Regions from separate parts of the Homo sapiens genome. Here region 1 is linked to region 2. The links are chromatin loops, found by intact Hi-C in ENCODE. Cell type or tissue: A673. All regions are shown on one strand.

Region 1 (8,000 bases), 1.1 Mb before region 2:
GTATATGTAAATATATATATTCATGTAAATGTCGATGTGTACATGTATATACATGCATATGTATATACATGTACATGTATATACATGCATATGTATATACATGTACATGTATATACATGCATATGTACACACACACAGACACACACACACCCTTACCCACACAATGAAATATTATTCAACCTCAAGAAAGAAAGAAATCCTGTTACTTTCACCAAAATGGACGAAACTTGAGTTCCTTATATTAAATGAAATAAGCCAGGCACAGAAAATTAAATACTGCATTATATCATTTGTATGTGGTAAGTCAAATTCATAGAAGCAAGAGTAAAATAGTGGCTGCCAGGGTAGGGTGGGGGATTGCGGAGATCCAACAATGGTGATCAAAGAAAAGAAACTATCAGTTATACAGGATGAGTAAGTTTTAGAGATCTAACGTACAGCATGGTGACCATAGCTGGTAAAATGTATTGTATACTTGAAATTTGCTAAGAGAGTAGATCTTAAGTGTTCTCACCACACACACACACACACACACACAGGCACACACAAATGGCATCTATACAAAGTGATGGTTATGTTAATTAGCTTGATTGTGGCAATCATTTCACAATGTATACATATATCAAGACATCACCTTGTATACTTTAAATACATGCAATTTTTATTGTCTTCAGTTATATCTCAATAAAGCTGAACAAAAAGATTATGAAAAATGGGGGGATGGGAAACAGGACCCTAAGGTCATAGAACAGAGGAGACAGCTTCTCTTCAGTAGGGGTGATAGGAGTGTCAGGGAAAGACACTGACCTACAGGGAAACCTGAGACAAGGATGCTTCCAAATTTCTCAGCAGGGAGGGATACAGGAGAGGAGCCACAGAAATGGAGGAGGAATGCATAGAGAAGAAAAAATGATTTCTCCCCCAGGACAAACTTCACCTCACTTCCAATCAAGCTGTTTTCAGAAAACACATGGGATGCAAAATCCAAGCCCTTTTGTCTTTCTCCTTCTTCAAATAAAAAGCAAAATAGGCATTAACACGCAAAGGGGTCACAAAACCTCAAGTTTTTGCCCATCTTAGAGGCCCTGCCTCTAAGGGAGGATGAGAGAAGCATAATAATTTGACACTCAGTATTGTTGGTTAAAGAGAATGTTCTACCCACAGACAGCCTGAGATATGGCCAGAGTCCTCTTTAAAATTAAAGTCTAAGAGACTGAAAACTTCCTGAAGCAGTTTCCAAACAAAATAAATAGGCAGGTGTTTATGCCACCCTGATTTTGTTTAGGATTTGCTAGGTGACTACTAAACATTTTATTTAAAAAAATTACTTTTGCCATGTAAGAAAACTTAATGATTTTTCTAAAACTGAAAAGTTCACTGCAGTCTCATTGAACTATTCCTTAAAGAACAGTCCAGGACAGCAAGCTAAGCTGCCAAGTGATGACAGTCGTGATAGCCCACAGCTCTGAGCAGGGAGGTAAGGGGAGCGGTGTCAAGTTAAATCTGTCAGAAGAAGTTGAGAAACCTGATAAAGGTATAAAATAGTCAGGATGCAGGAGAAGGGAACCCAACTTCTCCATTAAAAAAATAGCTTCCCTTTAAGAAACCGAAAGAGATATGAGGAACAGCAGCCACCTTGGGGCACCACTTCTAGGTTGATCTACCTGAAATCTGTTTAAGCAAAAACATAATGAGCACTTACACTTGTGTGCTAGAATTAAAAAGGCATCACCTGAAAATAATGTTATTGAGCATTTTTTATATTGCAAGGCACTGAAATAAGCACTTTATGTTAACTAACATTAATCTCCAAAACAAATCTATCAGGTTGGTATCATTATTCATATTTGTAGGAAACTGAGGTGCATAGAGTAACATATGAGCAGATGCATGTGAGGATGCAGGTTGGCCTAAATCCAGACAAGTGCACTTTGAACAATGACACTTAGGTTAAATCAATAAAGGAGCAAAGACACCATTGATTCTCATTATTTGTGGTAGTTATGCTATATAAAGTCATTCTAAAAAATGTAATTAGCAAAGGCTGAACCATTGCTTCTGGGGGAAATGGAGGGTGAAATTTCTACAAACCTCTGGTCACAACATTTTCTTTTTCTTTTTTTGGGGGGAGTTGGGGGTGGGGGGCAGTGTTTCACTCTTGTTGCCCAGGCTGGGGTGCAATGGCACAATCTCAGCTCACTGCAACCTTCACCTCCTTGGTTCAAGTGATTCTCCTGCCTCAGCCTCCCCAGTAGCTGGGATTACAGGCACGTGCCACCAGGACTGGCTAATTTTTGTATTTTTAGTAGAGATGGGGTTTCGTAGAGATGGGGCCATGTTGGCCAGGATGGTCTCAAACTCCTGACCTCAGGTGATTCACCTGCCTTGGCCTCCCAAAGTGCTGGGATTACAGGTGTGAGCCACCATGCTTGGCCCACATTTTCAACTGATAAATATATAACCTTGTTTTACATGTTTCTATTTACAGAAAACTCATGTAATACACCATTGATGCATTAACACTGAGCTTATGGCCAATAGCACTATAGCTTCCATCTATACACACATTTTCTCCCTTATCATACACACATTTTCTCCCTAAGACACATCACAGCCTTCTTACTCTTAGGAACACTACACAGCACTTTAGCACTCTGATTGGGGGCCATTTTAATGACAAAATCATCAACAGAAAGTCAAAAATGGGAAAAATGTGGCACTAAATTGACCACTAAAAGAAAACTTGTTTACAGAATGAGAGCTGAAACAAAATGGAAGAGTTCAATCTCATTTGGGAATGTGAACTTCTGGTAACAAATTTTTCACTGGACTTTTCGCATCTCCAGTGACTGTAAAAGTGCTGTATCAATTTGGGGATTACATATCAATTTTGGAGAGTAGGTGAATTCATAAATACAGAATTCAAGAATAATATTGATGAACTATGTGCATTCTGCCCATCCCCATAGCCTGGTACAAATAATGTTCTGGAGAGCAGAAAAGGGGAGAAGGATGACAAGAAAACCGGAAAGAGAGGCTCAATAGAAAGGAAGATCTATGTTGCTGACATCCTTGGTTTTAGTAGCTCAGTTTTTGCAGGATTTCTTCTCTTGAGGGTCCTGTGTTGTAAGTAACTGACAGGCTTATTTCCTGAAGCAGAAACCCTGCATTCCTTGGTCCCCTCTTGTGTTTTCCAGATCTTTCAGAAATGAGGACTTGACTTGTCCCGTCTCTAATTCCTTGGCAAATCCAGGAGTGCTGTTTCTCAACACAGTCATTATTGTGTTGATACTGTTTTCAGTCTTTCCCATATCTCATTACCCTTATTCAGAAATGATCTGATCACCTAATGCTTCATTTTAGAAACTCATCTACACAAATGAACAAAATGCATTACTTAAACTGATTTATCTACTGAGGTTAAAGAAACCCAGGGGTAGGTGTGGCATTTAAGCAATCCTGGAATAAAGATGACACCCCCAAATGATGGCTCAGGACCTTACCTCTCTCTCGAACTCAGCTCTCTTTTACTGTGCTAACCCACACTCAGAGAGTCCCTGTGGTCACCCAATGGCAAACAGAGACAACAAAGGCAAAATCTTTCCAACTTCAGCTCAAGAACAAAGATGTGGACCCCTTTTCTGGTATTCTTAACAAAGACCTTAGAACTTACCTGCCGTTATTTAAACTGTACTGATTGAAATCTGCATGTGTTCATCCTGATTCACATAAACTGAGACTGTTTGCATGAGGGAGGAGCATCTCCCAGTGACAACTGAGGGGTTTTTTAGAAGCCGGACTCCTCTGTGTAGGCAAACACAAATGAATGCTACATAGGTGAAGTGAGGTTCATCTGCCCTGCAAGCTGGCCTCAGAGGAGTTACTCTTTTCCAGAGGATCTGTCTGTAAGTCCTGAGCAGCCCCTAACGGTCAGTAGTGGCCAGATGAGGGCAGTAGAGAGAGAAGACTCAGTGACAGCCTCAGACCACAGGAAGCTATGATGGAGTGCTCATTGCTCTGGGTACATGTCAGAAAATGCGAGGCTGATTTGAAGCTTCCTGCCTGTACCCACTAGGGCATTATGACTGTCACGCACAACTGGCTTTCTGCTCCCTGAGGATTCTCTCTGGCTGCCAGAGCCTGCTCTCCCCAAACCTCTGGCAGGTTTGAAGGGCCAGAGAGTTAACACTCCTTGGGAGCAGCTCCCTGCCCCACACCCCTCGCCAGTGTACCCTCCTATGGGTTGACTCTGAGGCACATGTGCCACACTGACTTACAGCTTCATCCTAGTGGGGATGAAAATCCAGTGAATTGGAGAAACAATGCACTTTCCTTCTCTGTCTCACTCCCCTGCTCCTCTGCCAGTGCCTCTGGGATCACCTCCCAAATAAACCACTTTCCTTGAACCTTGTCTCCCTGTCTGCAAATGCCCATATGGACCATGATGGCATAGGATCCAGGATTTTAAATATTTTTGCAAGAATGCATATTTTCTGTTGCTGTGTTCTCTCTACTATAGAATAAAAATCAAGGAGGGGATGGATAATCTCCATGCTGGGAAATCCACTGTTAACATATTTTCTAGAAATAAATGAAAAGAATATATATTTATGAAGAAAAATGTAAATAGCATGATAGTATAAAATATAAAAACTAAATTTGTATTTTCTCACCTTCTTCCAATAGTAAATTCTGATTAATTCTCTTGTAATTCCTCCCACAAAAAAGAGAATATACAGATAAAGCAAAAGATAAAAGAGGAGAGAGTGTCAGAGAGAGGTACAGAAGGAGAGAGCATTTGCAAAGCTTTCGGTATAGAGCTGGTTACTAAATAAATCAGTGTCCTTAACACTTTCTTCAAACAATAATTATATGTTTGAATATACTTCAAGTAACAGAACCTGCACTGTAAATAAACATATATACAGGCATGTTTAAATGATGATGTCGGTCTGGCTGCTGGATATGCCATAGACTAACTCAGTTAACTCACCAATAAAAATTCAAATGAAGTCCTCTTTGCTAATGAATAAAAATGAGCAGCACTAAAATTTAATTACATCCCTACAAGAATATTTTGTGTCTGAAGTAGCCAATATTTTTACAAAGTGAGCTAATTAAAATATTAAATAAAATATTAAAATAAGTAGACAGTTTTGAATATTTCTGATTAAGTTACATTTGTTCTTTGTACATTTTTCTAATACAAATGGTGGAAATTATAGAATATAAAACTCCAATTAATCTTTCCTTCCTTGAATGGAAACATGATTCAGAAGTTAACAGCATTGATAGAATCTAAGCATTTTCCTAATGAAAAACAAATCTTAACAAAACATCAGTACAGTATGTTCAGTATGAAAGAGAATATAGGCTGGGCACTGTGACTCATGTCTGTATTCCCAGCACTTTGGGAGGCTGAGTAGAGAGGATTGCTTAAGGTCAAAAGTTCAAAACTAGAGTAAGCAACATGGTGAGACCCTATCTCTACAAAAAAATTTAAAATTACCCTGGGGTGGTGGTGCACGCCTGTTGTCCTAGCTACTTGGGAGGCTGAGGCAGAAGGATTGCTCAAGCCCAGGACTTCAAGTCTACAGTGAGCTATGATCGCTCTGCTGCATTCCAGCCTGAGCGGCAAGGGAGACCCTGTCTCCAAAATAAATAAATAAATAAAATAGAATATAGTTTTGCTTTGGTTATCCTTTTATTTACCAAAAAAAACAAAGAAAACTGAAGTTTTGTTCCATGTGAACTTGAAAACTGTTCTAGACTAAAGATGGTGGCTCATGCCTTTAACCCCAGCCCTTCGGGAGGCCAAGTCGGTAGAATCGTTTGAGGCCAGGAGTTTGAGACCATCCTAATAAACATGGGGAGATCCTGCCAATATAAAAAATTAATTAATTAATTAATTAAATTAGCTGGGTGAGGTGACACTCACCTGTAGTCTTAGCTATTTGAAAGGCTGAGAAGGGTGTTTGAGCCCTTGAGTTCAAGGCTATGGTTAGCTATTATGGCACCAGTGCACTCCAGCCTGAGCAACAGAGCAAAACCCTGCAGCTAAAAAGTAAAAGCAAAGCAAAGCAAAGAGAATTGTTTTGAACGGTCTGATTTTCTGATTTGTCATTAATTAAACAATTTAAGAAGTAGCACCTTAGCCAGGCATGGTATCTCACACCTGTAATCCCAGCACTTTGGGAGGCTGAGGTGGATGGATCACTTGAGGTCAGGAGTTTGAAACCAGCCTGGCCAATATGGTGAAACCCCATCTCTAGCAAAAATACAAAATTAGCAGAGCATGGAGGCACATGACTGTAATCTCAGCTACTAGGGAGGCTGAGACAGAAGAATCGCTTCAACCCGGGAGGCGGAGGTTGCAGCCAGCCAAGACTGCATCACTGCACTCCAACCAGGGCAACAGAGTGAGACTTTGTCTCAAATTTAAGAAAAAAAAAAGAAGCAGCACCTCAAAAAAAAAAAAAAACTTTTAAGGGGAGCGATAAATACACTTATGCTTACGAGCATGTGCACATATGTGCACACACCCATAAACCCAATAAATATGACTGAAGATGGTAAAGAAATTAGGTTAGGAAAAAGTATTTTCTATCTAATACTACAGACAAATGGCTTATATTATTAATATACAAATGGCTGTTCTAAGACAAAAAATATTAAAATTCAGGTAGAATAAATATGAGTAACAACCAAACATAGTTAAAAGGAAAGTAATTTTAAAATTTTTGAAAAAATGTTCAATCTGACTTAAAATATTTTTTAAAATACCATTTAAAGCCACATACTGCCATTTCAACTGCCTGATTGGTAAAGATAAAAAAGTCGTTCAGTAAATCTACAGCTTCCTCGGGGTATTGGGGAAGCAGGAACACTCACCTTTGATTGGTGTGGAGGATACATGATTTCAATGTCCTTAAGATAAATTTTTCAGTAATTTTAAAAACTAGAATGTTTATAAAGTTTCTAAAGATTTACTCAAAATATATACTCACTGATATGAATTGAAGAATGTCATCAAAGCATGTTAGTGATAGCAAAACACTGAAAAGAAGAAAAATACACATCAATCATTCCTGGTTAAGTAAGTTATGCAGAGTAATACAACGGAAAACTATGATATATAAAGAACTAGGTAATTTTATTTTGTTGATCCAGAACTTTGAATATCTTTTTTTTTAAAAGTAAGAAGAAGAACAATTTGTAGTCTGTTAACATTTGTGTTAAATGTTAAGTGCTCCATGTCCCTCTGTTATTCTACATGCATAGACAACTTCAAATTGTATTCAAACATCAGGACAGTTGGTGGTCTTTGAGTAGAGGGACTGGGTGGCCAGGGGTCAGAGATGGGAGAAATGGGTGTGTTTTTTCCTGCATTTATCAGTCACTTCAATAATAGCTTTGGGAAAATACTTGGACAGACTTTCCCATTCTGATGTTATTAAGGAAAAAGAAGCCTAGGGTCAATGGCTCAACATCCATAATTCCAACATTTTGGGAGGGCAAAGCAGTAGGATCACTTGAAGCCAGGAGTTTCAGATCAGCCTGGGCAACAAAGCAAGACCCTGTGTCTACTACTTAAAAAACAAAACTCTTAGCCAAGTGTGGTGGTGGGCATCTGTGGTTCCAGCTACTCAGGATGATGTGGGAGGATTGCTTAAACCCAGGAGATTGAGGCTAAAGTGAGCTGTGATCATGCCAACTGACTGCAACCTGGGTGACAGAGAGAAACCCTGTATCTTCAAAAGATTAAAAGAAAAGAAAAAGGGAGGGAGAGAAGGAAGGAAGGAAGGAAGGAACGGAGGGAGGGAGAGAGGGAGGGAGGGAGGGAGGGAAAGGAAATATAGTAAAATATTCCCTGTTGGCTTTTTTATGGCATTCCTTGTCCACATTTAAATCTTTGAGTTGACTGATATTTTCATGTCTTCTACAGGTTCTTGAGTGGCCTACAGATTAAGGAGAAGAAACAGCACATAAACAGAAACACA
Region 2 (8,000 bases):
GTCTCTACCAAAAATACAAAAAAATAAAAAAAATTAGCTGGGCATGGTGGTGCACACCTGTAGTCCCAGCTACTCTGGAGGCTGAGGCAGGAGAAGCGCTTGAACCCGGGAGGCAGAGGCTGCAGTGAGCCAAGATGGTGAAACTGTGCTCTAGCCTGTACGATAGAGACTCCATCTCAAAATAATAATAATAATATATTGATGAATATATTAGTACCAATTTGGCCACTTATTACCTCTGCTACCTTGATGAAGTCACAGCATCTTTTGGACCCCACTTTCTATAAAATGAATGGATGGATAATATCCTAATATAATGAGTAACAATTATTGACTGATGTGTCACGAATAGCTAACGGTTTTACATCCTCAATATCCTTTCATCTTCTTTCTAGTAACAGAACCCATCTTATAAATAAGAAAACCATTACGAGTCATCTGCACTGAGTTTGTGCTAGCACAATACCTTTCTCCCCAGCATTTTCTTCCCTTTCCCCCACCAAATAATTCTGATTTTCTTTCTTGAGTACTCATCTTCCCATTCTTAGTCATGTTCCAAGGTGAATGAATGGATTACATTTGGCTTAATACAGTTTCTGTATCCCATCCTCCAGGCCCCAGAGATGGGTTCAAGGGGAGACATGTGACCCAATGCCAGCCAGTCAAAGAGAGAGAGAGTGAATGCCAGAAATGATGTGGGAGCACTAAAAGAGATCTCCTCTGTAAATAGAGATCATATGGTGTAAGCTGTGAAATCATTTTGACCCTGTCAAGGGAGAACCTCAGTAGCCAGGGCCATGTATGGAACCTAACAATGAGGCAATGACATAGGACAAAGAGTGAGGAGACAGGAAGAAATCCGATGTCGCCCAGGCTGGAGTGCAGCGGCGCGATCTCGGCTCACTGCAAGCTCCGCCTCCCTGGTTCGCGCCATTCTCCTGCCTCAGCCTCCCGAATAGCTGGGACTACAGGCGCCTGCCACCACGCCGGCTAATTTTGTTTTTGTATTTTTAGTAGAGACGGGATTTCACCGTGTTAGCCAGGATGGTCTCGATCTCCTGACCTCGTGATCCGCCCACCTCGGCCTCTCAAAGTGCTGGGATTACAGGCATGAGCCACCGCGCCCGGCCGGTGCTACACATTTTTTAAATAGCCAGGTCTCTGGAGAACTCACTCACTATCACAAGGACAGCACCAAGCCTTTCGTGAGGAATCCACCCCCATGCCTCTAACACCTCCCATCCCGCCCTACCTCCAGCACTGGGGATTACATTTCAACATGAGATTTAGGAGGACTAAATACCCAAACTACATCATCTACTAAGGGGTCAAAAACAAACACAACAAAATAAAGAACTACCTTCATTAAAGCCCTCAAACAGTAAGCCCATCTCATTCCATGGTACATTATGAAGTCACATCTTGTCCCATCAGCTTTCCCCTACTTTGTCAAAATAAAAAAAAAACTTCAGTGGATTGAGGGTATGATTGCAGTTTTCTCCTGTACTGCCCACTTATTACTGCCTAGACACTAGACAGCATTTAGAGCTGGCCCTAGTTTCTTCACTCCTTTCAGATGGAGTCATCCCCTGTAGCTCCAAGAGGCAAGAGTAAGGGTTTAGTATAAGCAATCGGACCCAGTCCTGCTCCTCAGGCCATGAAAGTGTGTATATCCAATGGAACTCTTAGAGTACTAGTTTCCTATTGCTGTTATTTTAAAAAAAATTACAAACTCAGCAGCTTAAAATAACACAAATTTATTCTCTTATACTTTGGAGACCAGAGGTCAACACGTGTTTTAAGGAGCTAAAATCAGGATGTTGGCAAGGCTATCCTTACAAAGGCTCCAGAGGCACATCTGTTTCCTGCCTTTTCCAGCTTCTAACAGCTGCAGCATTCCTGAACTCCTGGCAGCATCGCTTCAATATCCACTTCCATGATCACACAGCCTTCTCCTGTCTTTGACCTTCTTGCCTGCCTCTTATAAGGGCCATTAGGGTTATCTTCAAGGTCCACTGAATGATGTAGGATAATTCCAACTTACGACTCTTAACCACATTCTGCAAACTTTCTGCAACATCTGCAACATTTGCGGTACTCATGGGTTCCAGGGACTAGGATGTAGACATCCTTGGAGAACCCTAATTCAGTCTACTATCATGAGGACGGCCAGATTCCCACTGGACACTTGGTTGGAGATGAGTATTTAAAATATAGATCTAAAAATAATAAGCTAGACAGTTTTCTAGGTGGAGGGGAACAGGTATGTTTGAAAAACAGACATGCATTGTCATTTGTAGGAACAAGCAAATTTGCAACACGGTGCAATTAAGCCAAACACAAGAAAACCAGGCCTGAAATCAGGAAAAAAAAAAAAAAATAGGCTATAGTCCTCGTTCTGCCACTAACCAGCTCTGTGAGAGCTTATATGAATTATTCAACCTCTCTAAACCTGCTATACTGTCTATAAAGTGAGAGACTTGCTCTCCTGATAGTGCTATTTTGAATACAGAAATAAAATTCATGTAAAACAACTAAGCCCAATGCTTGGAATATAATAACCTATAAATGTTAACCATTTATATGATAGTAATGATAATAATAATAATAATTTCTGATTGTTCAACTTGTGAAATAAGTAACAATATTGGCCAGGGAGGTTTGAAATTTCTTAGGTTTTTGTTGTTTTGTTTTTAGTTTTGTTTTTAAAGCAAGACTAGAAAACTATTTTTCTCAGAGACTGCCATAATTTTTGGAAGTAAAAGAGATCATTTTTGCCTGAGGTCTATCTCTAGCAAACAAGAAGAAATTATTGATCCCCAACTTGTTATGCAACCCTGCACTCTTCATAGCAGGAGCTTAAAAGGACTAAGATGTGTTTTCCATCCTCAGGAGCCTTGCACTATGGTTAATATTGACGAAGCCAACTTATTTAAAACACAGAGCAAAATGACAGACAAGATCGAGTTGAGTCTAAATTATATAGAATGGTTTATAAGTGCAATAAAATTCCAGGAGAAAAACTGATTCACATGGGCTAAAGGAGTCAGGCAAGAGCACAGGCATAAACTAGAACTTGAAGAATGAATAATATTTAGATATACAGGAAGAGGGTAGTGGGAGCCTTAGAAACTGGGATGGGCAGAGGCAAAGGCTAGTGGCCAAAGACAGTAATCATATTAGCCTGGCACCACGCATGGGTATGTCAGAGACCAAAGAAAGAGACAAGTGCTAGAATTTAAAAGAAAAAAAATAGCATAGCAAAGGTTAAGCATAGATAGAGACTTTTGGAGTCAGAATATTTGGATCTAGATCAAGTTCTCACCCTTTGCTAGCTTTGTGACGTTGGACAATTCATTAAACTTCTCTGATCCTCAGCTTTGTAGCCTATAAAATCAGGTTGATAATGTTTACCTCATTGTATTGCTGTAAAAACCGAAGGACATAATGAATGGGAAGCATTCATTAATATCCCTTGCAGATATTAATAGTGTAATAAATGTCATTTACAGTAGCAGTAGTATTAGTAATAATAGTAGTAGAATAATAATTCCAGATTTTGGAATCATAGATATTCAAATATAAAAAGGGTCATAGAGATTCTTATTCATTCCCTGTAGTTAATAAAGAAGCTGAAGTCCACGCAGACTTTCACCGACACACTCAGAAGCCACTGTTGTTTCCACCACACCTGTCAGATTCAGCATTTCTACTCCAAAATATCTAGTTGTTGGTGCACTTGAATATGCTGAATTCGTGCTGATTTAGGAATCCTTTTTAAAGGACTGCTGAGTTTTAGCTGCCTCTAGTCAGAGAAAGGATATGAGAAAGCCAAATTCTGCAAATAGTTTTCACTCTGCATTAACCATTCCACCAAGAGTAGAAGAAACAAGACAAAGGCCAGTATGGGCTTAAATTCATGTGCCTGGTCTTCCTCCAGCCTACATTTTGTCCAGCCTTTCAGCTTAAAAAAAGAAAAGAAAAGAAAAGAAATCCACTTTGGTCTTCAGGGGTATAAACCAAGTCCATTAAAAAACTCTCATGCATGTTGGGTCTTTTTTTTTTTTTTTTTTTCAGAGCGCTCTGAAATTTCTCAGCCCTGGAAATATATGTAAAAATAATTTCACAAAACACTTAGTGTGATTCCTAATATAAACACTCTGAAATGCAGATTCTTAAATGAGTTGGTGCAGTAAGGGATGAGCAAACCATGTTCTTATACTGCCCCCTTCCGGCAAACGGCTGGAAGAGACAGCCTGCATATTTTGTGTTGAAGAAACTAGTTCAATTTCATTTAAAATAAAACTTCTTTTGTAATCTCTTTGCCCCAGCCCTGCTGATAGGCAGCTGTAGGTAATTTCTCTTGTTGCTTGAAAATGTTGCACAATATGAAAAAAACAATAATGTTAAAGACAAGACATCTTTGGTGCTCTAGAAGGGCAAGAAGTAGGGAAAAATTACTCAGCTGTATTTGTATCAAGCAGGCACATGGAAGCTGGGAAAAAAACAGAACTCCCTCCTTGGTTTTTGAGAATTGATGGTGTGAAATTTCCTCAGATGCCAAAATCAGCTAAAGCACAGGAAGACTATAAATATAAGGTAAACAGAAGGAATACCGATCCTAGCTTTCTTTCTTAGTAAGACAGAAATAAAGAAAGGCCAATTTCTACAATATTGTGGCTAGAGATCAATTTGTGAAATGAATCCTGGCCTCTGAAAGCTCTTCCTTCCTGAAGCATGAAAAAACAAGGCTTAAGAGATTACTTAGGCTGGCATAATCCCTCTTCATGCAGATACAGCCTGTTAGCTATGGTAAGATAGGCTATACTGTAGCAACAACCAGCCATAAAATCTCAGTGGCTTACACCAAGAAAAGTTTATTTCTCACACACATAAAATCACATGACCAGCCGGCGCGGTGGCTCATGCCTGTAATCCCAGCACTTCGGGAGGCTAAGGCGGGTGGATCATGAGGTCAGGAGATCAAGACCATCCTGGCTAACACGGTAAAACCCCGTCTCTACTAAAAATACAAAAAAATTAGCTGGGCGTGGTGGTGGGCGCCTGTAGTCCCAGCTTCTCAGGAGGCTGAGGCAGGAGAATGGCATGAACCCAGGGGGTGGAGCTTACAGTGAGCCAAGATTGCGCCACTGAACTCCAGCCTGGGTGACAGAGCGAGACTCCGTCTCAAAAAAAAAAAAAAAAAAAATCACATGACCAAGGCTCATGATCCTCATCACACTGTATTCTAATTGCCTACCTATTTGTTTCCACAGCAGACCATGATATTCTTTGGGTAGGAACTACGTCTATTCGTTTCTCTGTTGTGTCCCCAATACTTAGCACAACACCAGGCAAATAGAAGCTCAAAGAATATTTGTTCAATAAATGAAAGAATAAAGGATAGATAAAAAAGTGAAGCAAACTAAATACCTCTGGGCATCATTTCCAGGAGCTCTGATTTCTCCCTTTCTAAACTTCAGGTGCAGTCCGCCTAGCAAATGTCCATTTTACACTGGGGTTCATCCCTCTCTTCCCATAGGCTTCTGGCCATGGTGTCATGTCCATGTAACTTGTGTGATCTCTTTAAAGGTCTTCTTAGTGAGCCATTGAAAAACCAATGATGTGAATCAACAATGGTGGTAGGTAAATATTCTTAGCCACCAGGCTTTGTGGTGCTTGCATTAGGGAGAGGGTGATAGACGTAGAATACAGCCCACTGGAGCACTTAGGGATGGCTGCTCGGAGAACCACTTCACAAAATGGTACCAGTGCCAAGCACCAGAAATCAAAATGGAAATGCAAGACCCAGTGAGATCACAGGGGAGAAAGAAAAAGGGAAAACTTTTCCAGTTAGGGTTTAAAAAGAAAAAGAAAGTGGCACCTTAAGATGTGCTTTATATATACAAACATATATATATAAATACCTTACTACTTAATTACTACAACTATGGTAAGCAATCTGAGGGCAAGTAAAAGAAGCCTTGCCCTCAGACAGCTTACCAAAGTAGTAGTAATATGTGTATATATATAAATATATACATTTCCAAAAGTCTTACTAGCATAGTGGGAAGCCCAAAAAGATCCTTTTCCTTTTCCTCTCTCTTTTTTTGTTCTTTCTATGGCTCTCCATTTTCCACCTACCAAATGCTAACCAAATTACACGGTGACCAACTGTTTTGAATCCTCTTCCCTAAAGAGCTTACCATTTCCACCTGTTTTTTACCAAAGATCCTTTTAAACTATATGCTTTGATGGATACTAAGCTGGAAATTTTGGCTCTTTGTAGTCCTGAATCCTACATGCAATTATCAAAGGGCTTATGGATTACTATTTTTCACCTAAAGCAGATGAGGAGATGTGCTGTGGCATCGCAAATGCTAGGACATAAATGTTCTGAACCCTAAACCTTGCAGTTTAGCATTTATTGTACCAAGTACAATACCGAGCTTATCTATGTATACAGTTTTAGAAAAGGAGCAATTCTATGTACTTGGAGATTAAAGATTGGTTTACAATTTGTATTAAAACAAAGAGCTGCTGGTCCCAAATCCTTTCTCCTTCCTGGCCCCAATAAATCTGATTCTTGCCTCCAACAGAGGATGCCTTCCCTGCCCCTACCCTGTGGTTAGAGAGAGAACTGCACTGTCATGGGGCTTATATTTGCCTGACCTTTTGCATACTCATATTAGGCAATGATGACTATTTCAGGACTGCAGAATACTAAGTGAAGAACAGATAGATTATATAGTGTGCCTCCTAAGTGGCCTGTTGCTATGGTTTCCCACTGAAAGAACAGAATTCTCGCCATTAGGTTATCTGAAATCTGCAGGACTGCACCAAAATGTTTCTGCAGAGAAGAGGACTGTCCGTTAAACACAGCTCCATCTGATCAAATCCAGTCTCAGATCAGCAGGGAGCATAATAATGGAAGCATGACTTCAGCAGTAGGATTTGCAGGACATTTGTGGGACTGAAACTGAGGCATTGCCCTCTGTTGATGAGTGACCTTTCCTATATTTGTTATCTATGTCCTCTATGCCAAAAAGTTATTGAATCTGAACCACCTGGGCATGAAAATGGGAACACAATGCTCCTGTACTTAAAACCCTCCAAAGGCTTTCCATTGCTCTTAAGATAAAAATCCAGATCCTCTTGAGTGCCTTGCAGTTCTCTGCATGGTCAGACCCCAACTGCTTCTTTATCCTCACCTCACCCCACTCCATTTATGCCTTCTGACAGGACTCTCCATTTTCGTTTTATAGCACTTATCAACATTAGAAATTAACTGTAGGTTTTTGTGCTTCTTTAATATATATCTACCCCATTAAAATAGAACTTTAAAGTCATGGGCTATGTCTTTGTTATCTTTGTTATATCCCCAACACCTACTATAAAACTTGGCACATTCTATCCTCATTTAATTAGCAATTAGAGGACTGAATGTCTACTTATTCATTGAACAAGTAATAAACTGAAAAAAAAATTTAAAAGAAGATTTGCCCTCAGATTGCTTATGAATACAGTACAAGGAAATATGTCTGGGTAAACAAATAGCTATATACCAATGAAACAGCAATTTCTTGTTATCTCCTGGAGACCTGGTGCTGACCATGATGGGTAAGTAATGCCCATGCCTTTAACACAGGTGTGCTAGACACATGTCTGAAGGACATGCTAAAAGGTAACTCAACCAGTCTAGTAGTAACTCTTAGCTCATCAAAAACCTTCAACCACAATAAAAGAAGCCCAGAGATTCTATAAGGGAGACAGAAAATACTTTGAAGGGTATTTATAGGGATAGAGTGACATTTATCCCCTCTCTCTCCTCAAGCCACCTGAAAGGTTGGCAAGAGAATTCCTTAGGGAGATGGGAGAAGAGAAACCCAGAGTGTGTGGAGAGAAGAGGAGGTAGGTACTCACATAGAAATGTAGCTGGACCAGAGTCCTCTTAAAAAGACTCTTGCTCTAGGATGAAGGGAAGCCAGCAGTGTACTGCC

What was found. A loop is a pair of places that touch in the nucleus more often than their neighbours do. Peaks named below come from ENCODE experiments on the same cell type or tissue, not always from the same donor. Only the 100,000 strongest peaks of a DNase experiment are listed, where the experiment ranks them.
Region 1: a loop joins it to region 2, with 4 times the contacts of the local background. A loop is called at or near these places in 7 of 110 quality-filtered maps.

What each region holds. Positions count from the first base shown.
Region 1 is chr5:162,205,220-162,213,219 of GRCh38, forward strand. No RefSeq gene overlaps it. Among named protein-coding and RNA genes, the nearest start is that of GABRG2, 140 kb to the left of the region's middle. In A673, a CTCF peak has its summit at 3,938 (motif pointing right); a DNase peak (open chromatin) is centred at 3,972.
Region 2 is chr5:163,343,548-163,351,547 of GRCh38, forward strand. The region is part of intron 1 of LOC105377700 (a long non-coding RNA gene); the gene reads right to left. Among named protein-coding and RNA genes, the nearest start is that of CCNG1, 90 kb to the right of the region's middle. In A673, CTCF peaks have their summits at 4,236 (motif pointing left) and 4,439; a DNase peak (open chromatin) is centred at 4,224; H3K27ac peaks cover 510 bases.